2 separate regions of the Mus musculus genome follow, and region 2 is linked to region 1. The links are chromatin loops, found by intact Hi-C in ENCODE. Cell type or tissue: left cerebral cortex. All regions are shown on one strand. Links, peaks and the distances in the headings refer to the core of each region. The heading gives the core; the rest is flanking DNA.

Region 1 (8,175 bases), core at 1,205-6,204:
TAGTCTGTGCATTGCACAGTTCATGTTTGCATTTCAGCATGTGCACTGTTGTTTAGATCAAGGGAAATATTAAGCTATTTAAAAACAAACAAAACTAAGTCACTTAGCCTGCCTTCTGTTTGGACTTTGGATGAAAGTTACTAAACTAAGTGACAAAGTTGGCCGTAAAGGAAGTCTATAGAGACGGAGCACATTGCTTATTGTATTATTGTGTATTATGCAAGTGTTTGAGTGCAATGCTAATGTGACTTCCTTTCCAGAGCAAGGCTACCAATTCTTAAGGAAATTGTTATGTCTGAGCCATTTTGTACTGTTCTAGATGCTATGGTTATGAACCTTTTCCCTCACATTTTTGAAATGGATGTGATGTGTTCTGTATAAAACATTCAGGATGTAAATGCTGACAGTGTATGTAGAATCAGGCTGTTTGCCAGTTCTTTAACTGGTCCTTGGTGGAGAATTGCTTTAAGACAAAGTGCATTTTACTATCGTTAATGTGATAGTAACTCTAAGGGTAACTGCCTTATGAAATGCTTCGTGACTATATGTGTTCTCTAAGTGCTGTAAAGAAAACTCCAGTCGCATTTCCATGCCTTTCCAGAAGAGTGGCCCGGCTCCCTCCACAGGCACCTTGCAATGGAATTGTGTTGCAGAGTAAAAACGTTTGTGTGGGGCATAGTAATCCCCCTCCCCTAGAGATTTGCTGGGACTTGAAATGTGACCACCTGTGAGCCACACTTAACCTTGAAGCCATACCGATTTTCAATTTATAGATAAAATTTCTCATTTAATTTAAAAAATAATGTCAGTTTGGCTAGTCTTAAAAGTAGTTCAATATGTATAAGTATGGCACCAATGGTATGCTTGTGCAGCTATTGAGTCAATTACAAAAATGCAGGCAATAAACCACGTTATTATCATCTAGTATAAGCATATTAATTATTGAATTTAAAAGTAGCCCTAAAGCAAGTGCATGGCAGGTAAAATGAGTTGTCCTTAAGTCCCATCACAAGTGGGAAAAAAATTCCTGAAATCAATGAGGTTTTGTACTATTTAAAGGATAATACATTTAATCCTGTATCGGATTCTGATCTTTACTCTAAAAGTATTCATTGATGCATACTTAACATATAATTAAAAAAAAAATTGGTACCCAAGTTAAAGGGCCAGTAGTTGGCAGTTATCTTTACTTCAAATTGTGCTGAACTTTATTTTTTAAAAAATGCTTTTCTTATTACTATGATTCACAGTTTGAGAATGTGTTATGCAGTTCTCACACTCCTTATTAGAAGCAGTGTTTTAACTTCATTCATTCACTACGCTATTTACATCTTAGTTGGTGTGCATGTGAATACATTGAAGGGTAATATTAAGGTGTGCTATTAATTTAATATAAATGTTTTTGGTATTGGTGGAAATAACAAATGACCATGTCATAATAAGCAACTTTCCACCCTTTCAAAGTTAGTCATATTTTTAAAGTATGTAATCGTGAACATTAACTTTCCCAAGCAGAGATACTAATTAACCACAGCAAACTTCAGTAACCAAGAGTTGTTATAATGTTCTTTATTTTTTGCTTTATAAACAAGTTAATTTTGTAGAACTCTACTCATTCTAATAAAAAATAACTATCTGATGATTCCTGAAAATTGAATCCTAAAAAAAAAAACAATATACTCTATAGTTTTCAAATATTTTTTAGTTTTTCTCTGGCCTTCACCTTGCTCAGTGACTAAGTTGAACGGCATATAATTATGTCTTTCTAATAAATTATTCATTGTATTTAGATTTCTTTAATAGAGAACTATGCTGAATAACACTTTGGCAAATGTAAGCATTATCTTTTAAAACTTTCTTCTAATTAGTGTAGTATATTTTGTGGGTTTTATTTTCCAACTCTTGGTGCAATATATTTTTTGAGTCTATGAAATCTCAGAAAGGGACAAAAAATGGGGAAATGTCTATACAGTAATAATTGTATTATATAACAAAAAATAGTTATTAAACAGAGAGCCAAGGTTTTCAGAACATGATTCCAAGCAACATGGAGAAATTTAGTGTGTAGTTAAAGATCAGAACCTCACAGCATGGACTGAAGAAGGATTGCTGATTAATTTTTAACTTTTTAAAATGACAGCTTTTAGAATAATGCCTCCCAAATGAATATCTAAACTGAAAAAGCATGCATATTCCTTTTACACATATATAGTGATGGTTTGGACCAAATGAAAGGCTTTATCGACGATGCTTAGTGAGTGTAACATATGAAGAAGAGCTGACTGGGATTTCATGCTCAGCACTGTGCCTTAATTCACAGACTCATGGTTGTTCCTGCATTCAGTAGAGCTTGACTGGGATTTGTCACCTTTAAGAAATCAAACCAGATTACAGAGGCAAGTCACAAAACCAACGCAACAGCGCTCTACACCTTACAAAAGGCAGATTACACAGTTCACATGTTATTCTGATAGAGCAAAGATAAAGGCTGATTGCTAAGGAACGGCAAGACACTCTGATTCGAAATGATTGCTAGATAACTATGCCACGACCCTGTTGCTTCGTCATTATAAAGAGCCACTTAAACAGCAGAAAACTCAGTTTTCAAATAATAGGCGCTCAGTAGTGTTTTTTCATTGCTTAAATTTGAAGTTCCATCAACTCTCTTTGAGCAGATATCAATTTGTCAATTTGTGTGAAGTGGTTACCATAAAGCTTAAAGGAATTAGGCATTTTCAGAAGTGTTGTGTAGAATGCAGAGTAGATTTGCCAAAATTAATATATCTTTATGGTATTGAAAAATTAAGCAGAAAATACATAATTGACAATATCCTGTATGTTGTTCTGTTACCAGGTGTATTCTTCAAGATGAGTAGTTACATAGTTATGATTCAATGCATTCAAAACATATCATGATAGGTGTTATTGGTAAATGAGACATATATATATATATATACATATACATTAATGTTTATTTTATGAATGTTACTTAAACATCATTTTTATGAAAATATAATACGTGGAGACTTTGTTAGAGAATAGTTTTGTTTTACCTGTAGCATTTTTAAAACTCAAACTTTCTAAACACCCAACACCACAGTAATTTCTTGCTTCTTTTAAAATTGAAGTCCTTTTTTACCCTACTGATGCCTCCTAGTGTCTCCCACAATAAAGCTCTAATGAGTCATCCATAACTGTAAACATTGCACTTTCACTGCCTGCATCTTCTGTGATACATAAAATTCATATTTATGTGTTTAATTTTCTGTGCGTTACTATAATAAGATAGAATACTTTAGTGAATGAGATGTTTCATCTGTGGATTTATGGTATGAAGGTTTACTTCGACCTTAACAATATTCTGCTAAGTGTAATAAGTTTATACCTTCGGTTGAAATTCATATCATCCTTCCTTATAGTCACTATTATTGCAAATGAAAAATAGCAGATCTTCCATTTTGTAGACCTGGAAATTAGATAGAGTTCATCATTGAATGGCCGATGAGAAATGGTTAAAAGAGCTTATTGTTTCATTTAAGAAGACCCCCTCAAGAGTTAACAACTTTTGTTAACTGCATGTCTTCACACATGCAAATCTCTATGTGAATATTGCATTTCAAAGGTTAAAAAAATAAAAGGAAGGGAAAGATAAGTGTTACTTATAAAATAGCAAAAGAAAAACTTGGTTAGGGGGAAAATGTCTCTATGTAGTGGAAAGAGGTTTACTAGAACATAACTTCTCAGGACCCACAGGGCACTCTCATGTGGTAGACACTAGTGGACATCAATTTTACTGCAAGGTTTATGTCCTTAGTCTCATAGCAGTGAGTGACATGCTTGCATATCTGTGACTTCTTGCAACTCTGATTCTACCTAAGACAATTGCCATTTGATTTTATAATTTTTTTCTTTAGTATAGTTATGAAAGGGGACATTCTCCTAATAGTTCCAAATTCAAGTGCAAAAGATTTTAACATCTCTGGGCCTCCTGGGTTGTCTCAGTGCATATCGCATTCTTGACTTTCACTAATACAGTGTTCTGAGGATCCAAGTGCATATGTTAGACCTGAGCTTAATTAGTTGTTACACTTACATGTGGGGGGGAGGCAAAAGAGGGTAGAAGGAGGGAGGGAGAGACAGAGACAGAGAGAGAGACAGAGAGAAGCAGAGAGACAGAGACAGAGGAAGAGACACAAAGAGAGAGACAGAGGGAGACAGACAGAGAGAGACACAACGGGAGAGACACGTGGTAGGGTGTGAAATAGCCACCCCTGATTAAAAAGTACACAGAATATTAGCAAAATTTGCCTATTGATTATTTTGTCCTAAGTTATTCCGTGATACAGTGCCATTACAATTCTCGTCTTGTTGGACAAATTTCAAAGAATGTAAGGGGTGTGTTTCTTTCGTTTAAGGAAGCAAACATCTAGGAAGGGGTGGGCCTTTCCCACAGGAGCCGCATTTCTTCCCCTGGAGAGCTGAAGCAAATCTGTAGTATGTGAGAGACTGGCCCATAAGAAACAGAATGATTTGTAGTGATCTGTTCTAGTTAGTGAGCAAAGCAAACCAGAAAGAGTTTTTCCTCTGAAAAACAGCTCCTGTCTGCCGCTTAATACTCAGTGCTGAAAACGGACCATAAAACAAAACAGAGCAAAGAAACAAAGAAATCACATTTATAGTGTTTGTGCTCACAACTATATAGTACATTGAGATAATTTTGACAACTTCACATTGTGTATAGCATTAAGATGTAGAAATCAAACGTGTTATACACATACATTTTCCAACCCCATTGTGAGGCTATGGAGGTAGCATATGACAAAGAATGCTACAGTAAAATATAAGAATACCGAAAGGACAATCTGACATGATGTTATTTCGTACTTTCTTGCTCTCACTGCACAAAGAAAAGGCATATTCATGCTAAGAAAGGAGTTTCTATTACCTGTTATATAAACCCATGGTCTAGCCTCATTGGCAAAACAAGTGACATTTGCTTTCACTACAATGTATCTGCTATACATTTCTATCCAATCTCTGTTACTTGTTTTATTTGAAAGTATAGCTGGTATAAACAAAATTCAGAGTGCACATAAAAATAATTTTCTGAGGGCATTATATAGGAAATCAGTGTCATGACAAGAAATAAAGGCAGTAAACTTATTACAAAGAAAATCTGTAGAAATCAGTACTATTTAAGAAGGGACACCTTTGAAAGACTTTATTCATTCTTAATGCAAAAAATTTGAAATGAATGGAGTAATGGTGTTCAGCCTGCTTATTGAATGGCCGTGCAAGACTTCAAGCAATGGTTTAAATAAAGTCCCTTCAACTTGTGTGAGTGACTGGAGGAAGCGGGCTTTGAAGCAGTCCCTAGTGGGAACCTGATTTTTTTTCAACTTATCCTGAGAGTCTCTTGGTTTTCTTCCTGCAACTTGTAATAGATAAGATAAATATGAAGATGCGTACATACGTTGTTTATAGATGCTGTGAATTTCTAGCCTGTTGAATTTTAAAAGTGTTAGATATGGTTCTTTGTTAGAGGATGTAAACTGCTTAAAAGAAAAACAACCAAAACCAGCATATTTTTTAATATATCTGTAATCTTTTCAGCAAGCTATAATGATAGCAAAAGAACACAACCATTCCCCAAACCCCAAATATTGGCATATTTGGCTTAAATTTGCTCAGTTTTTATGAAATTAGACAGCAGATTTGTCAATATAAATATAAGGAAATTTGCCTAGTAGGGTAATAAAGTTGACTTTCAGTTCTTAGATCATAATTAATTGTTGACCCTGCATAAGGTGTATAACAAGCCATTCTGGAAAGCTGATGTTTTTAATGGAACTTGAAGGCTTGGGATCTCTTTATAGTCATTTTGAAGATGTGGTTATTTAGCTGAAATATTCACTGGACATTTTATTTTTATAAATCATGGTCACACAAGGAAGGCTTTATAGGACAGACTACCTAATTGCAGTCAAGGATCTCTTTAGTGAATGAACACACACAGAAGAACACATATTTTAAGAATATAATGGTCTTGTATTTTTTTCAAATTACCACACTTTTTATATCAGAACAAAACATATGTGTCAAGGCAGATGTTTTAAGTTATACCTTTCATGTAGGTGAGTCTGTAAATATACAATTCGACTTAAATGGCTTTGTGGGAAGGTAGTTTGGGGAATTTAAAAAGGAAGCTCTCAGTTACTGTGGTTTCAACTCTTTCTTACAAAAAAAAAAAAAGAAGAAGAAGAAGAAGAAGATGGTAGTTACACTCAGGATAAAGAAAGAGAAATAAACTCTTTTAATTCTTTTTAACATGCCCATAGTTCCTGCGGTAGAGCTTATTTTTATTCTTGTGTGTATGCAGGGCAGGTACTGGCAGCGGGCTACAAAATGAAAACTTGCTGGCTGCCAACCAGACACAGTGCAGAGCATCACATCATAAACTTCCCTCCCCTTCTCTGAGTGATTTCAGCCCTAAGCAATGTCCTTCGCCTTCAGCGTAGGCTGAGCAGCAGAGGGCCTCCTTCCTGAGCAGGCTTTGGGAAAGGAAAGGCTCAGTGTTTCCCTTCTTCAACTTGAAAGTCTGCCTCTTAAATCTCTAAGGCACGAACTGCAAACTGGATTCACTATGTTCCCTTTTTCTTCCTATATAGTGGTTTAAAATGAATCAAACAATAGGTGTGAGTTATTAAACGGGACTCACTACCTCCCCACCCCCTACCTACAGAGTACATGAAGGCCTGATCAGATATCTGTGGCGCTTTTTGTTGTCGCACAAAGAAAAAATATAATGGTTTCTTTTCACTGAAACTTTTGCATTATATTGCAGATAGGCCAGACCATTTTGTGATGCAAATTAACATCAAAGGTGTTTTTTTTTTCCTGCCTATCACAGGAAGTAGATGCTCCATCACAATATATGGTTCTACCGTGATTTTTTTTATTGATAATCATTCACATTTTTAATAATTATTAGGTCAAATTACAGAGTAATTTGAGAGAAAACATGAGAGTGACTTGATTATTACTTCGTTAAGTAAGCTGATTTCTAAACATCTGCATTTTTGTCCTTGCACGTGGAACTGTGGTCTGAAAGGTCTACTTCTCTTTGGCATGTAAAGTAACAAATGTTTAAAAGTAGCTTGTAATTGCTAGTTACACTTTGAACCTTTACCAATGGGCTTTTTAATTTTAAATCGTATTAAAAATAATTTCTGGCTGCCAGGGCAGTGGGCACTTATTTGTGAGAGGTGGGGTCTGATTATTGCCAGCACACCTTTCTAAAACTAGCCTTCACCTTTGGAAATATATTAAATGGGACCTTCAGGAAACAGTGTTTCTACATAATAAATATTTGTTCCACCTTTATTTTTAAACTAAATTATTGCTTTCACAATGTCCTTATAGAATGTAAGTCTTAGTAACAAACTAAACCAATTATTAATCACCTAAATACCATTTACTAAACACCCCCAAAAGTAAATATAACTTTATGTTCCTTTAAAATCGATAAAATGGATTATTTTTAATTTTATTTAAATGTCAAGGGCAACTATCTATCTGTCAATACCAGTACATACATTTTTATAACAAAAATATTAAAGCAGTAATATAACATATCTCTTTAGAAAATGTAAAAGGAATGTCATGAGAATGTCTGTGGGCCAGAGCCATCTAGCAAGAGAGAAAAAATATTGAACTTTGATGTATATGTTGTAAATATAGACAGGAGAATAATTTAGACATTCCATTAAATATTATGTGAACCTTTGATTTTTGCTTTAATTTTAAAACTTAGAATGAGATTTGTTTTCTTGGAATAGTGCAAAATGATAAGAGTCTAAATCACACCTCCAATAAACATTGTTCCACCCACTGTCAAGTTTCAAGTGTGGGAATTTTAAATAGAAAATACACTATCTTGATATTTAAATATTATACAAACTATTCTTCAGTTTAAAGCCTGAATCTCTTGGAGTTGCACCTAATAGGTAGTTTGCCCCATCAAGCATTTTAGACATTTTAAACTTTATTAACTAACAACTTCGTCAAGGTGTCTGACTTCCATCTGAGAGACGACTTAGGAAAGGTTTCTGTGCTCAAGGATGTAGCCCTTTTCTCCCTGCTTTGTTAACTGTTAATAAGTCAAAATATGTAAAA
Region 2 (8,175 bases), core at 1,816-6,815, 460 kb before region 1:
AGAAGTGCAGCCTGCTCCTTAGCGAGGTGAAGAGGAAAAAACTTCCAACTTCACAATAATTCCCTTTTTGTCCTCATTGCGTTGTGAATTCTCTTTTTGATTCTACAACAATGAATTTCTAGAATTGAGAAATTGATGATAGGAAACATAAGATTCTTCTCTCACTGAGGTTTACTAAGCTTCACCACTATAAAAATATTTAGTTGAGATGCTTGATTCCAGCTATTTGTGTAGACTGCATTGTCTTTAATTCCACAATGCCATGAGATAGGGGTGAATTACTTTAAATTGTAGTAGTAGCCAGGAGTAAAATGTGTCACTATTTTTAAATTTTTGCCTCATAATGGCTGCATCCAAACTATATTCTATTCAATTCAAGTATAAAAATCAATGCCCACTGGACATGCAGTGAAAGTTTAGAATTTATTTTCATATTTTATCATCAATTAAACTGATAAATGTACAAATTGTGCAGTTCACTTACTGTTTGGTAACCTTGAAGAAGGGAAACCCAAAAGGGTCTTTAGAAAAATAAGAGAAATTTGTTGACAAGATAAAGTCTTCAATGTGACTAAGTTTACTATCCTAAATAAATTTAGCTTTATCAGGAGCTCAGGAAAGCAGGAAAACAGCAGTAGCAACAACAACAAAGCATGAATCCTTTCTCCATGCACAAGGGTAATGTAAAATCATCTTGTTAGAAATAAAGCCTGCAGGGTTCTGTTTCCAGGGCTCCACGCTGGAAGACAGGAGGGTTGCCAGCAATTGTGCTTGTGAAAATTTCTGTAGCTAGCCAAGAACACTAAGATGGTTTTCCAATGGTATGAGCAGGGTTTCCTACTCTGTGGCAAGCATGGCTTTGAAACCAAGAAAGTTTAGTTTGCCCTTCAAGAAGAGTGATTTATGGGAGGAGGGGCATATTCTACTCTAAAAGGGTAGCAGAACCTTGCCCGAGGCAGTGTTGTGACATTGCCAGGGACGATGATTGTGAAATATTGAGTGCATGTTTTTGTGGTGATGTCTGAAAGTACTGGCTACTGCGGTGGTGTCTTCCGATCCTGCATGTCTATTTCTGGATCCACTTGCTTATAATTACTAATGAAGACACGACTCTGAAAGGAGAGGTGACTTCTCCTTCAGTTCTTTTATATCCATTGACAGATGGTTTCTGGTGAAAGTTTCTAAATAATTCTTTCCTACTTTCTGTAAGAGAATATAGTTCTGTTCACTAATTGAATGAATAAGATATTCTAAAGGTGATTCGATTTTCAGTATTATAGGCTACCTGTGTGTTGATCTAACCTTGGGCATCTATCAAGAACTGTCTCTAACTACTAAAGTGCATGTTGCAAATAATCAGCCGACTAAATCACAGTAACTAAGGGAAATCAGGACAAGTCTAATAGTAGCCAAGCTCTAAATAGGACTTTACATAAAAATAGAAAATGTGACTCAGAATACAGTACTAGTTCTTCTTAGAGATGTGTTCCCAACCATCAGAGTCAGCGTGGGCTCTGCCACTTGGAAGTATGGCCTAACAGGCTAAATGGGAAGAGGAAAGGGGGAATTTTCCCCAGACTCTCTTTTAAAATATTATTTCACATTATTCCATCATGCTTATAGGATACAATTTCTGCCTACTCATTTTCTCATTTCCTTAGTAGTAAGTTTCAGTAAGCCTTACATTAGAAGAGTTGCTTTTCTGTTCTAATGACATTGTAAGTTCACAAAATATATCTTAGGTAAACAAATGTTTGGCTTTTGTTATTTATTTATTAGCTGAATGATCACCATATCAAATAAACACAGCGATGATTTCTGCTGTGACACACCATGCATCAAAGACAGAAAAGACCATAGAAAGGACAGGACAGAAACACTGTCATATTTATATCTACCAACTTGCAAGGCCATTTGAGAAGCTCCATTTGGACTCCAGTCTCTCAGTAGCTCACAGGATTGACATTTCTTAGTTGGCTGAAACTACAAATTACGGGTAAGTATAAAAATTGTAGATATTTATTTTCATAATTCTAAGTATAGTGCTTTCACATACTCTTTTTTTTTTCATCCTGTGTTTATTTGACACATTAGTCAAATTCAGTAGATTTTTAGAAATCTAATAGTAAGGAGAGGTAGAATGGGGGGTGGGCAGGAAAGCATTATAACAATCCCTGTGGGGCATTAACAGGGGGATTGTACCCACATCTGCTTTGGGGTGGGAGGGAATTGTCTGCAAGTAAAGAGGACTGAAACCCCTCCTCTCCCTTCTCAGCCTTGAACAGCAGGTGTTCGAAGTCCAGTTGCACAGTAAGTTCCTGTAAACAAAACTACTTATTTATAGACGGCTTCTCAGTACTGTTTCCATGAGCTCAGTCAAAATGCGACCAGGGTCACACATCAACTGAAAAGAAAAATAAAATCCTTATATTTGAATTGTCACAATTAACAAGGGCATGAAGATAATCTTTGGGAGGAACTCAGGATTATGAGTGGACACAGGTTTAAAGAAACACAAAAACAAACCCATGAGCTCCTGCTTTTAGAGCAAAACGAAATAGGGCTGACATCATGGAAATCTGCCAGCCGACCTAAGCAAAATGTAACGTGCCTACTTCTCCTTTCTAGTCTTTCTTTTTTCTATATAACGTTCATGGGAGCCAACATTGGGGGAGGGGAGAGCGTTAACCTCAGTACACACACACACACTATGAGGTGAAAAGTTAAATCATTCAAATATTCAAGGTTTCCCATAAATTGTTTCCTTTTGAAAATTTTGAATGGCAGAGTAAAATACCAATATCAATGCCTTCTTTTACTATGCATTATATATAAGTCAGTATTTTATAACTAGTCTCACAATTCTCTCTTTGTGAAAATTTCACATGTATTTTAGAAGATAAAGTCTTCAACAGTTTTAATATATATTTACGTTATACAAAATAACACCTTGGTTTTTGTTGTTTATTTCTTCTTGTTTTGTTTGTTCATTTTTGGTTTTATTCTTGGGCTTTTGGTTTTGATTTTTGTTTTTCGTCCTTTTTGTTTGTTTACTTAAGAGTGAAAGAAGGCATGGGTTTGAATTGGTCAGGAAGTGGGAAAGATTTGAGAGATGAGGGAGAAGAAACTGATCAAAATATATTGTATTAAAAATCCTTTATTTTCAATAAAAAATTAAAAAACAGAAGGCATGTAGGTATTTGAATAGATGAACATAGCAAATTTTAAAAACAATTTTATTAATTTTTAGAGAATTTCATACAATTGGATTTTAATCATTTCTTAACTCTCCCTTAACATCTCCCCCACCTACCTACTCATCCAACTTTATGTTCTCCCTCCCTCTCTCCCTCCCTCCCTCCCTTCCTTCCATCATCCCTCCCACTCCATCAGTATAACTATTTCACACTGACTTTCAAAATCTTAACTACATTCAAGAGTTAAACATGATTAGTTGATAACCTTCACCTTAAGAAACTATGCTTTATGAACAAGTTAAAATTAAAGCTTTGCTAAAGCAGAGATATAATTCTCACTCGTAGCAAACAATAGGCAGCTCTTTACATATATATTAAATGAATCTATAATATATGAAATCAATCACAATGCAACACATGAAATAAGTACAAACTGAGGAAGGACGAGTAAACCCTTAGCCAAGTGATCCATGGAGATCTCATGTAGCTGCTTGAGCTTAATAGCTTTCTATTAGGCAACAGCTCAAAATGAGGCATTCTTGAGCAGAAAGTGCTAAAAGGAAGTGACAGGCAGAGGGGACAGGAAGAATACCACACAGTGCTAAAGGAAAATGCAGGATGTGAACAAGTGCCATGGAAGAGACAGATTCGGCTTGAGTGAGCAGAGAAATTTTCAGAGAAAGCAGATTGTAGTTAGATTTAAAAGGCATGTCAGATAGTCTGTGGAAAGTCATCTCAGGTCTCCTGGAGTGTATCTCTATTTATTTAATTTAAAAACTTTGAATGCACATTAAATGAAAGATGGTCACAGATGTCTCTATAGATACTACACATATGCATTCAACTGCTTTATATTTACTATCTTAAAATCTTGTTTACATATTTGCTTACTATATTTTAACACTAACCCATGTTAAATTATAATCTCCATGAGAAGAGAAAACTTATTCTTGTTCCTCATATAGCTAGTGTCTAGTAAGTATTGTCACATACTAGGAGTATCTTAAGTGGTTGATGAAGGGAAAAGATGAATAGCTGGAAAGTTGGTTAACTTGTATTAAGGTGTAAATACACTGGCTAGAAGTAGCAGGACAGATCCACACACATGTTAGCCTAATACCCACTTGGGCAGTAAAAGCTGGGGGTGGGAGAGAGTTGCCCCACATTTGAGACTGGATTTGAAAATTCTAGACAAGAGCAAGGGTTAGAAGTTTGAGTAGAGGAGCAATGAGCTGTTGCCAACCAAATACTCCAAAGTATTTGTCTAATATAAACACTTTTCATTAAAAAGTGGTTTTTTTTTCCTTTAAAAAATGGAGGTGGGAGGTTGGATAATTAAAATAGTACTTTATAAACACAGTAATTGGAAGCTGCTTACTAGTGTAGAAATGTGATAGAGCCATCTGACAGTATAAGACCCTTAGTTTTAAATAGTTTTATCACACTACTTTGTTTTTGTTTTTAAACACCTACTCTTTAATCTGTGTTGCTTCTGCTAACTCCAGAAGAAAAGGAAAGCCATAGGTAAAGAATCTCTGTCTTCATGTGGTAGGAGCTGTCTCTGCTTCTATGTTCTGAGTCACCTTGATTCTTGCTCTGCCTGCAATCACCAGCTGGAGGCTCTGGAGAAAGATAACTAGCAGACAGCAAAGGCAGTGCAGCTGATGTGCTGTATCTATCTGGTTTTCACTCCCTTTCCAACAGCAGCTATGTCCCACTGGAAGTCCTACCGCTAACTCATTCTATACAATTCCACTTCTGCCTAGCTCTAGATAACTTCCCTTCAGCTCCAGGGACCACCTGCTTCTAGGGGTGCTAGCTCTGCACTCCAATTGTTTCCTTATTTCTTCACTTAATTCTTTCACACTTCTCTCAATAATCCCTTGTTTGAATTACATTTTCTACCTTAACTATCTTGACTTTAAAACATCTGAGCTTAATAACAGAGCAAGAACTTAAAATACAGAAAGTGAAAGTGTAGGCCATATATTTTAATAGTGAATCTGCCTTCTTTTGTCATGTTTCCAAAATACCACACCAAATTATTTTAACAAAAACAACAAACAAACAAACAAACAAACAAACACAAAACAGTAGCCCCCCTGTTGTTACAGAATACAGACAAAGCAGAACCACAGAATTAAACAAGGATGTACTAATGTGGGCAAATAAAGGGTTCCCTTGCTTGTAAATGTTAAGAGCTCCCCATTCTGTGTTTGTGGCAAATCACTAGGTTACAAAGTCATATACATCTTACAGAGCCCCAGAAAAATCCCCAAAATAACACTGAAAAAGTTTAAATGGCAGTATTTATCCATGTCCCTATATGGTCATTTCCTATAGGAAACTGGCACCTGTTTTTCTCAGAGGCCTAAGAGCTGAGTTAGTTACCATGACCAGAACATTTTCTCCAGCTGTGTCCTGGTTTCCACCTGTACTTCAGTGGATGTAGTTGGAAAGCACCTTGAGAAGCATAGCAAGTATTTACTCTAAAACATGTTGTCTAGAGAAAGCCCAAAGTGAGAAGATGACATGAACATGAAAAACGTTTAGCAAGATTAAATAAATACAGAATGTTCCTGTATGCTTTGAACATATTCTTGAAAAAAATCATAAAAAGAAAGTTTCCATAGATTATTTTTTATTTAATTTTATTTGTAATTCATTTTTTACACTCCATATTCCATTCCCTGCCCCTCCCCTCCCACCCTCTAACTGCTGCACATCTCATACCTCCTCCCCACCACACCTCCTCTCCACATGGATGCCCCCACCCTCCACCCCGACTGACCTCTAAACTCCCTGGAGTCTCCAGTCTCTTGAGGGTTAGGCGCATCATCTCCGAATGAGCATAGACCTGGAAGTCCTCTACTGTATATGTGTTGGGGGCCTCATATCAGCTGGTGTATGCTGTCTGTTTGGTGGTCCAGTGTTTGAAAGATCTTGAGGGTCCAGATTAAGATTGCTGGTTCTCCTATAGGATCGCCCTTCTCCTCAGCTTCTTTCAGCCTTCCCTAATTCAATAACAAGGGTCAGCTGCTTCTGTCCATTGGTTGGGTGCAAACATCTGCATCTGATTCTTTCAGCTGCTTATTGGGTCTTTTGGAGGGCAGTCATGATAGATCCCTTTTTTGTGAACACTGTGCAGCCTCAGTAACATTGTCAGGCCTTGGGACCTCCACTTGACTTGGATCCCAATTTGGGCCTGTTGCTGGGACTTCTTTTCCTCAGGCTCCTCTCCATTTCCATCCCTGTAATTCTTCCAGACAAGAACAATTATGGGTCAGAGGTGTGACTGTGGGATGGCAACCCCATCTCTCACTTGATGGCCTGTCTTCCTGCTGGAGGTGAGCTCTATAAGTTCCCTCTCCCTTCTGTTCATCAAATGTCCCTCCCTGTGAGTCCTGGGAGTCTCACCTCCCAGGTCTCTAGCACACTCTGGGGGAACCTCTGAGCCTCCTATTTCTTGAGGTTGCCTGTTTACATTCTTTCTGCTGGCCCACAGGGCTTCAGTCATTTTCCCTCCCCCAATACCTGATCAGGTTCCCTTCTACACCCCACTGCTACCCCACCCCATCCACTTTCCCTCCCAAATCCCTCCCTCCCCACTTGTGATTGCTTCCTTCTCTCTGCCAAGTGAGACTGAGGCATCCTCACTTGGGCACTTCAGCTTGTTGAGCCTTTTGAATTCTGTGGATTATATCTTGTGTATTCTATATGCTTTGTTTTTGTTTATTTTTTGTTGTTTTTTGTTTTTTGGTTAATATCCACTTATTAGTGAGTACATACCATGCACATCCTTTTGGGTCTGAGTTACCTCACTCAGGTTGACATTTTCTAGTTCCATCCATTTGACTGCAAAACTTAGGAAGTGTTAATAGCTAATTCCATTGTGTAAATGAACCACATTTTCTGTATCCATTCTTCTGTCATGGGATGTATAGGTTGTTTCCAGATTTTGGATATCACAAATAAGGCCACTATGAACATAGTGGAACACGTGCTCCTGTGGCATGGTGGGCCATCTTTTGGGCATATTCCCAAGACTGGTATAGCTGGTTCTTCAGGTAGCTCAATTTCCAATGTTCTGAGGAACCTCCAGATTGATTTCCACAGTGGTTGTTCCATAGATTCTTTTTTAAAACAGACATCGATCACTTATTTTTACATGGTTGTTAAAGAAATGGTATACTTCTTTATAAAGAAATAAAGGGAAATATCTTGTGATGAGTTTTTAAAGGAATCTTGTTTTGCGATCAATGTGCAATAATCCTCTCTATTACTTTAGGTATCTAAAAGGAATCCCCACAAAAGCAATATCTCTTGAAAGCAAAGGCTATTCTTAAAGGTACAAGGAGTGAAATAATTATAGCACTACCACCTCAGATAAGAAAACAGCTGCAGGTTTACCAATAGTAAATATTCGGAATATACACTCAAGGAACAAGGACAGACACTAGATTATTTGCTTTGCATTTATAGAATTGCCACCAAAAGACCACAATGAGCTCAGTAGACAGCTTGAGGCAAGTTTGTCTTTGTCACGAATCAACATATTGGGATAACAGAGTGAGAATGAACCCATTGCTTCCACAGCAATATATTTAAAAGAAGGCTGTCGTTAATATATGAGCAATGGTAACTTTGGGTCTCAGTTTATCCACACCAAAGAGAAACTATGATGCCATAGGTAGGCTTACCTTTTCTGCCTTTATATGGCAGTACAGTCTAGACCACATGACATCATGGCAGGCATCATCAAATTTAAGTCACATTGGACAACTGGGACATTCAAAGCTCTTAACAGTAAGAAAAGAAGATGTCCTAAATGAAAAAGAAATTATTTGATAAGTGGACATACTATAAATAGAAATAAACTTTGTGAGATAGTGAAACCATGCCATTTTGCAATTTGATCGAGCTTTCTTCCTTTCAGCCTCAAAATGATCAAGGTCATCACATCACTTTATGATACTTC

What was found. Hi-C counts contacts between places; a loop is a spot of excess contacts. Peaks named below come from ENCODE experiments on the same cell type or tissue, not always from the same donor. Only the 100,000 strongest peaks of a DNase experiment are listed, where the experiment ranks them.
Region 2: it touches region 1 in a loop (4-fold over the local background); 10 of 42 quality-filtered maps call a loop at or near these places.

The regions. Positions count from the first base shown.
Region 1 is chr13:83,525,679-83,533,853 of GRCm38, forward strand. The region is part of intron 1 of Mef2c (myocyte enhancer factor 2C); the gene reads left to right. Among named protein-coding and RNA genes, the nearest start is that of Mef2c, 5.0 kb to the left of the region's middle. In left cerebral cortex, for the core only: a CTCF peak has its summit at 3,169; no DNase peak of the experiment used is centred there; H3K4me3 peaks cover 4,887 bases; H3K27ac peaks cover 4,884 bases.
Region 2 is chr13:83,063,953-83,072,127 of GRCm38, forward strand. It overlaps Gm33073 (a long non-coding RNA gene), which reads right to left. Exons shown (of 3, transcript XR_382688.2): 3 at 7,790-8,021. Among named protein-coding and RNA genes, the nearest start is that of Gm33073, 52 kb to the right of the region's middle. In left cerebral cortex, for the core only: a CTCF peak has its summit at 4,814; DNase peaks (open chromatin) are centred at 1,868, 2,389, 2,562, 3,759 and 1 more place; H3K27ac peaks cover 913 bases.